3 separate regions of the Homo sapiens genome follow, and all the other regions are linked to region 2. Evidence: chromatin contacts called from ENCODE Hi-C or POLR2A ChIA-PET data. All regions are on one chromosome and are shown on one strand. The core of a region is the stretch at or near the end of the contact, and the rest is flanking DNA. Distances in the headings are between cores, read along the strand shown. Region 1 overlaps AKT3 (AKT serine/threonine kinase 3). Region 2 holds the start of KMO (kynurenine 3-monooxygenase). Region 3 overlaps AKT3 (AKT serine/threonine kinase 3).

Region 1 (2,700 bases), core at 84-2,583, 2.1 Mb before region 2:
TTAAAATATGTTACTTGTTGCCTACTAATTATGTAGATACACTTTAACTTATTAAAACCTTCCCAAATCATTGAACGTTTAGGTTGTTTTCATTTTTTAGTCAACTTAAGTATAATTTACATATAATGAAATGAACTCATTTTAAGTATATGATTAGATGACTTCTGACAAACATATATATGCATGTAGCCCCCATCACAATAAAAATATAAAACATTCTCATTGCCTCAAAAAGTTCTGCCATGCCTCTTTGCAGTCAGTCTTCCCTGTACCCATAGTACATCCACACGTGGCCCTAGGTAGCCATTGGTCTGCTTTCAGACACTAAAGATTTGATTCATCTTTTTAAAAATGTCACAGAAATGAACTCATACAATATATACTGTCTTGTATCTACTTCTTTCATTCTGCGTAATGTTTTTTGAGATTGTTAACTTTGTTGCATTTCTCAGTCATTTATTTCTTTTATTGTGAAGTCATTATCCTTTGCACAGCTATACCACCATTTGTTAATCTCTCCCACTGGTGACGTACATGCGGATTAATACCAGTCATTGCCTAATATGAATAAAGCTGATAGGCCTGTTTCTTTTCTCTTTAATTAATACTGAAGAGTATGATTGTTGGATTTATGGTAAGCATATGCTTACATTTTACAAAAATTTAAAACTGTTGTGTCATTTTACAGTCTCAGCATTAATGTAATGAGAATTTTAGGTGTTCTGCACCCTCACCAGTGCTTGCTGTGGTCAGTGGTTTTCATTTTAGTCATTCTAACGAGTGTGTGGGAGTATGTTACTGTGGTTTTAAGTTGCGTTTCTCTTATGACTAATGATAGGAAATGTCTTCACTCAGACTTTTTGCCATTGCATATACTTTTGTGACCTGTCTATTCAAATATTTCACCTATTATTCGGTTGTTCATCTTCTTACTGAATTATAGGAGTTCTTTGGATGTTCTGGTTACAAATAGTTTGCCAAATATTTGTATTACAAATGGTTTCTTCCAGACTGTAGCTTGCCTTTTCATTTTCTCAGTGATGTCTTTTGAGGAACAGACGTTTTTAATTTTGATGTCTTATTTATCAATTCTTGCCTTTTATGGTTTTCACTTTTTTTGTGTACTGTCCAAGAAATGTTTGTGTACCCCAGGTCACACATCTTTCTCCTATTTGTTATGTGTCACGTGCTATATAATAAGTTTCTGTCAACAGTGGGCCATGTATATGACAATACCATAAGATTATAATGTAGCTGAAAAATTCATATTGCCTAGTGATGTAAATGTTGTAAGTCATACTGCAGTGCATTACTCACATGTTTTGGTGATGCTGGTGTAAGCAAACCTGTGCTGCCGGTTGTGTAGAAACATAGCACATGCAGTTAGATACATAATACTTGATTGTGATAGTACATGACTGTGTTACTTCTTTATTTTATATATTGTACTTTTCATTGTTTCTTAAAGTGTATTACTTTCACTTATTTAAAAAAAAATAGGTAACTGTAAAACAGCATCAGGTGGGTCCTTCAGGTGATATTCCAAAAGAAGGCATTGTTAGCGTAGGAGATGACTACTCGATGCCTGCTCCGAAAGACCTTACAGTGGGACAGGATGTGGAGGTGGAAGACAGTGATACTGATGATCCTGACTGTGTAGGTTTAGGCTAACGTATATGCTGTGTTTTCATTTTTAACCAAAAGTTAAAGACGTTAAAAAAAATAGAAAAATATTTATAAAGATGTAAAGAAACAATATTTTTGTATAGCTGTACAATGTGTTCATATTTTAAACTGTTATAAAAGAGTCAAGGCGTTTTTAAAAATTTTAAAGTGTATAAAGTGAAAAAGTTATAGAAAGCAAAGGTTAACTCATTACTGAAGAAAAAAATAATTTTAATTATTTTATACATTATACAGTGTTCATAGTCTACAGTAATCACCTAGGCCTTCATATTCACTCGCCACTCACTCACTCAAAGCAGCTTCCAGTCCTACAAGTTTCATTCATGGTATTATAAATGCAATAGACAGGTATATCGTTTTTAAATCTTCTATATCATATTTTTACTGTACTTTTCTAGATGTGTTTAGATGTGCAAATATCATTGTGTTACACCTGCCTAGAGTATTCAGTAGGGTAACATGCTGTACAGGTCTGTACCTAGAAGTAGTAGGCTATGCCATTTAGGTTTATGTAAGTAAACCCTAGGATGTTGTCACAATGATGAAATTGTCTAATTGCACATTTCTCAGAATGTATCCCCATCATTAAGCAGTGCATGACTGTATTTTCTTCTAAAACTTTTTAAGTTGTACCTATTACATGTATAGGTCTGTGATCCATTTTAATTTTTATGTATGCTGTGAGCTAAGAGTTGAGGTTCATTTTTTTCCCCCTACAGACATCTTGTTCTTTCACTATCTTTCATTGAAAGGGCTGTCCTTTAGTCAGACATGGGGGCTTATACCTGTAATCCCAGCACTTTGGGAGGCTGAGGCAGGAAGACCACTTATGTCCAGGAGTTCGAGACCAGCCTGGGCAACACAGCAGGACCCTGTCTCTACAAAATAAAAAATTTAAAAAATTAGCCTGGACTGGTGGTGCAAGGCAGAATTGGGAGCATTGCTTGAGCCCAAGAGGTTGATGCTGCAGTGATCCATGTTCATACCACTGCATTGCAGACTGGACAACACAGC
Region 2 (2,794 bases), core at 254-2,753:
CTGATCATTCAGGTCTCTGGTCACATGTCCCTTCAGCAGAGCAGCTGTCCCTGACCACATTCTAAACAGGTACTCCCAAAGATACTCTCTACAGCACTACCCTGTTTTCGTTTCTTTCATAGTGCTTCTCTTTAACTGAAATTGTCTTATTTGTTTTCTTCTTCCTTGTCTTTTTCTTCTCTGGAATTCTCACCCTCGCATCCCTACTACCTAAAACAATATTGGTACATAGTAATCAGATTTTGTTGAACACATGAATTCTCATTTTGTGCAACATTTTGATAGGACAGATTGGACACAAGCCTAGTATGAAGCAGTGACGACACATGTCCCAACCAGTGACCAACACATCATGTGATAGCATTTCTAAATGAAAATTTAGAATCAGAAATATTAAAAGAACTGTTCTAGCACTTTGGGGAAAAGACACTAAGGAAGGCAGAACAAAAGACAGCATATACTGTATAAATACATGTGTGGCATAAAATATACCATCTATATTCAGCCTAGAACAGTGTTACGCCCTCAATAAATTTTTTGTTGAGTGGATATATGAATAATTAATGAAAAGTCTCCAAATGATTTGACCAAAGGTGATAGGGAAATGATTTAACCTTGACTAACTGGGATGTTTGTATTCTGAAACAGAAATTCTGCTGAGATGGGAAAAAGCAAAGTTGAATCGGAGCAGACCCATGTTAAACAGAACTACCTTTGGCACCATAACTATGAAAGCAGAGAGTGACCTCTCCTTCCGTCTTGTTAGGTATGGGGGAAGCCCCAGCACCTTTACGTCACGTGCTCAGTGAGAGGTGAACACCTCACTCCACTGTCTTAGGTGCTCCACTGGAAGAGTCAAGTAAGTCAGGCGACCACATAAATCTTATTCCCAATTACTCATATAACTAGTGAACATTCAACATGATACTTTGACGTTAGCTTCATGTTTCTTGACCCTTTTATTCTCATTAGACAGCATTAACTGAGTTATTAAACAAAGCGGAACAAATGTTTTTATTAAAATGAATATTGAGACTAATTCCTGTTCCTAAAAACATAGCCAATTTGGGGATAAAATCAAATTCAATTTGCATTATTTTTGCTTTTTAACAAATCCTAAACCAAAATGATGAGGGAAAACAGAAACCTTTGTATTTAATGGCTATAAAATACCTTTCCTGAAAAAGAACAGATTAAAACTCATACTATATTAAATCTATGAAAATAAAAATATTAAAAAAATAAACAAAATAGCTGTATTTAAATATCAGAGTTTTCACAAGAAAATTAACAATTTGCAGAAGTGACGAATAATAATCATTACGAGTAATAATAGTTAATATAATACCACCAACAATAGTAATCCATCTGAAAATTCTTACCAAGCCACCACCAATGACAGCTACTTTTTTCCTTTGAATGACAGATGAGTCCATAACTGCTGAAGTATTTTTCACAATTATTGTTGCTTCTGTCACTGAGTGACACTGATTTCTGTGTCTCCTACACACTGATTTCTCTGAGTTTTTATACTGCCCCAAGCCTAGTGCATTCATGAGCCAGCGGCAATGTTTAGTCAGGGCTAATTTCCCTTGACAGTATTAACCCATTAGTTGGCCAAAGTACAATCAGCTCAGCTCTAAGAAAAAATAAATCCATTACAATAACCAAATTTTTTAAAAAATCCATCCAATTGGAGACACTCTATTTTTTCTATCTTCTGTGTAAGACACAGAAATTTTTAAGCAGTCTTGTGGCTTTTCTTCTTCTTTTTCTACAGCATATATTCTTAGTTTCGTTTTCATTCATGATTAACCATGAATGGAGCCCTTCTCATCTGAAGTCCAAAAACATCTTATACCTCCCTTAGAGAGTAAGATGACATGGTTTCATAATTCATCTGTGGATCATTTTTGTGGTTAAGACCAATCAAAAATTTCATCTAAAGGGTCCTCATGGATTGTTTTTAACAGGCTCTACCAGGGAAAATTCTCTGCAAGGTCTTAATATTCTCCCGATCAACATTTTGAATTGTGTAACTGACCATACTTCCCCTTTTTTTTTTCAGCCCAGATGCTAGAAAATTTAGAATCTAATTTTAGAATCGAAAATTTAGAGTCTAATTACCACTAGGGGAGATGACTGACACAACGCTTCTGTAAACTCATTCCCGACTTCATATTATCTATTCACTTTTTTGTCTTTTTCACTCCGTTTTAAATGTTATACTTTTGTGCATGATTTGCGAATGGCAATTGTTTTCTGGAACATGATGTGGTGTAATGTAAAATAAGAACATAAATGAAGTTGTTTCTTCACTTCCTGTTAAGCACATAAAGAATTCAGAACGTTTTTTTCCCTGGTTAGGAACTAGAGTTAAATGGCATTCAATAGTGACCCCTTGTGGATAAGCATGATTAGGTATTTTATTTATTTTGAATAGGTAATACATTAACATGGCATGAAATTAAAGACACAAAAGAGTACACGGTGAATAGTAATCCTGCTAACCTTGACCCTTGGCCACCTATTCCTCCTGCCCAAAGACAACAACTGTTTTGGTGTGTGGGTTACCGTATTCTTCTACACGTTGATTATGTCTTTCTTGTTCTTCCTCTCTCTCCTTTTCTCTCTCTCTTTCTCTCACTCTCTCATTCCCTTCCTTCCTTTCTTTTTAAACATACATTTAAAAACTTTTTCCACATCATATTTCTCACTTTACAACATATAGCTTGAGAATTCTTCAATATCAATATGTAGAGAATATGTATCAATTCCTCAGTATCAATATGTA
Region 3 (2,700 bases), core at 86-2,585, 2.2 Mb before region 2:
TTCACACCGGCATATAAAGGTGCAATAGTATCTTCCATCCTAAAAAGAAAAGCCCCCTCTTGACATATTGCTTCCCATTCTGCTACTGCCTCTATTTCTGCTTCTCTTTTAATAAAATTTTATTGCATGGTTTGTCCACACTGGCATCTTTCATATTCTCACCTTGTAGTTAATTTTCTGCCCTAAACTCTAGTTTATTTGGATTTCTTACTCCTCTGAAGAGTCTAGTAAAAATCATTGACATCCGCGTGAACATTTTTCTCTTTCTTTTTCTCCATCTCTTAATATCATTCAGCACAAGTAGCAACTCAATTCTTGAAACCCAACCTTGGTTTCTCCTAACTCATTGGCTCTTCCTTTCTGATCTTGTATCAGTTCTTGATACACTACCTGATGCCTACTTATTGGAGGGCCATGTGACTCCATGGAGGACTCCTTTCCCTAAGGAAAAACTAAGTTTCCCTGAAGTCCTTTTTGTCTCTAATAACTTTTTACCTCTTCTGGGATGTCTGGCATATGACTCTTGCCTTAGAGTCCATAGACTGCAAATGAGTTTGTGCTTTTAATGACACGTACTTTAAAACTCATTGATCTTAGTTTTATTAAGTCTTTAGATTTTTGAAAATTTTCTTTCAAGTGGTTATTCTTTGAAATCGTGAAGAACTGACAGCATATGACCAGACAGTTTTTCTACAAAAGCATTGGGATTGCCTGTCCTGTCCTATCTGTTCCCATAAAGTTTTAGGTGAAATACAAAGGTTTATGATCTAAATTCACAATTGCTAGTATGATGCATTAGCACACCATAAGTTCACAGTACTCTTTGCACTATATTCCTGAATGATTAAAACTTACAGCTGGCATAGTATCAAGTGCTGGCTGCCCAAGTGTCTCCCTCACAACCTATAGATAGAGTTTATTGCCTGTCACAGAAAGGGAGTACACCACCTGGTTAGAACTTTGGCGGTTTCTTGGAGGGAAGAAAGCAAGGATAGTATGTACTGAGAATCAAAGTTTGGTTGAGGTTGAGTGAATACTGGGTGTGTGTGTGTGTTTGATTAAAATTGGATGATGACCATTATGCAACAGCAAGGGATTCAAAAAATCTTACATACTGTTGGGGCTTTCTATTGAATCGTTGATGCGTGTTTCAGGAGTTTGCTGTGATGAACAATCAAACCGTTTGCCAGGGTGAGGCTCTCCCTGAATAGTCAAGTCATGTTAACGTACACTGTGAGTTGTTTAGGGAGTTGATAGTTTTAGTCTTCAAGTTGTATGTGGTTTCTGTTAAACTATTAATGTCATAGGACTACAACATACTACTTCAAGCTCTTAAAATGGCTTTCCCTTATTTTTGAGAGATGTAGCTGAGTGCTGCTTATAGTCAGGTCAATTCTTATAAAACACCAACATCCCTCTATGCCTAAATATCAAATCAGTGTTATAATTATTTTTTTAAACTAAGATTATATCAAATTTTTTAGTTTGATACTTACAAAATAGTTATGATGCTTTTTTTTCTTGGTTCTCTTTTTTTCTTTGCTAGAAAGACTTTGAACTATAAGGATGGAGGTTCCTTTTCTGCAGACTTAAGAAAGAGGATGTGAAACTTGGTGTCATGAGTTCTAAATACCTCAAGTTATTGTTGCAAGAATAGGGTTTTCAGTTTTGCAATTTCAGCCTATAAATTACAATGAAGAGTAAGAGTCCTTATAATAATAAACTTTTGGGGCTGGGAGCAGTGGCTGACACCTGTAATCCTGGCAATTTGGGAGGCTGAGGTGGGAGGATCATTTGAGGCCAAGAGTTCTAGACCTTCCTGGGCAACATAGCAAGACCCTATCTCCACAAAAAGTGAACAAAATTAGCCACGCATGGTAGTGCATGCCTGAAGTCCCAGCTACTTGGGAGGATTGCTTGAGTCAGGAGGTCAAGGCTGTGTTGAGCTGAGATTGTACCATCGCACTCCAGCCTGGGCAACAGAGCAAGACCCTGTCTCAATCAATCAATCAATCAATCAACTAACTTACTTTTGGTATTGTATGCTGATTTATGAAGGTTGAACCTAGGATTAAATGTTGTCTTTTGTCTGCCCTTTATTTTTCTTCCCTTAACAGATGCCATGTTGAGCTGCCTTGTCCTGATTTTGACCCACAATGTGTATTCAGCCTCAGCACTTATTATGTAGGTTAGGCTCCTTTTAAATGTTAATGTTTCACATTTATGCTTGTGTGAATTGCTCATTTTCTGTCATAACCTGGGGGTATGGAAGGAATCTGTTGAAGACCAAGGAGGTGGGCTTTACCACAATACTGACATCTCTTCTCAGCTCAGGCAGGGAGCCTTGGCTAGGCCACCTATTGCCACTGCCTAAGTAGAAGGTGATTGGCAGAATCTTATCTGCTTTGCTTTGACTTTTCATTGCCAGAGTTTGTTGAAGGATGCCAGATGTTTGGGAAAACAAGTTTCTTTTTGCTTTCTATCCCTATTCTTGCCAAATTCTTACCTGTTTTTTCATGAGGATGCCCTGGCTTGCAAGAAAAAGCAAGAAAAATAAAAACATAAGTTTGATTCTTAATTTGAGCATTCTGACCCATTTTCAGCTTTATATATCCTTGGTCCATTTTTCTTCCTGTTATTTTGACAACTCTCATGGCTGTGGGACTGAGTGCTTGTTCATAGATAAATGTTAACTTTCTT

Evidence for each region. A loop is a pair of places that touch in the nucleus more often than their neighbours do. ChIA-PET counts read pairs that join two places held with the same protein, here RNA polymerase II (POLR2A). Pooled maps may share reads with other maps.
Region 1: a loop to region 2 is called in a map with no recorded cell type, with 6 times the contacts of the local background. The contact joins the enhancer-like site here to the promoter of KMO in region 2. A Hi-C loop is called at or near these places in 2 of 37 single-sample maps with no recorded cell type and 2 of 50 pooled maps.
Region 3: a pooled map shows a loop between it and region 2 (5-fold over the local background). The contact joins the enhancer-like site here to the promoter of KMO in region 2. A Hi-C loop is called at or near these places in 1 of 37 single-sample maps with no recorded cell type and 3 of 50 pooled maps. POLR2A ChIA-PET finds 5 or more read pairs at or near these places in 1 of 52 experiments (activated CD4-positive, alpha-beta T cell).

The regions. Positions count from the first base shown.
Region 1 is chr1:243,594,629-243,597,328 of GRCh38, reverse strand. All of the region lies in intron 8 of AKT3 (AKT serine/threonine kinase 3), which reads left to right. Among named protein-coding and RNA genes, the nearest start is that of AKT3-IT1, 200 kb to the left of the region's middle. Within about 2 kb of position 1,333, at least 4 of the 41 ENCODE cell types and tissues checked have a DNase peak (open chromatin) inside an H3K27ac peak, as active enhancers do.
Region 2 is chr1:241,531,087-241,533,880 of GRCh38, reverse strand. KMO (kynurenine 3-monooxygenase) reads right to left here and starts at 1,503. Exons shown (of 15, transcript NM_003679.5): 1 at 1,383-1,503. The coding sequence starts at 1,436. RefSeq lists an enhancer at 1,771-1,920.
Region 3 is chr1:243,726,611-243,729,310 of GRCh38, reverse strand. All of the region lies in intron 2 of AKT3 (AKT serine/threonine kinase 3), which reads left to right. Among named protein-coding and RNA genes, the nearest start is that of AKT3-IT1, 66 kb to the left of the region's middle. Within about 2 kb of position 1,335, at least 3 of the 41 ENCODE cell types and tissues checked have a DNase peak (open chromatin) inside an H3K27ac peak, as active enhancers do.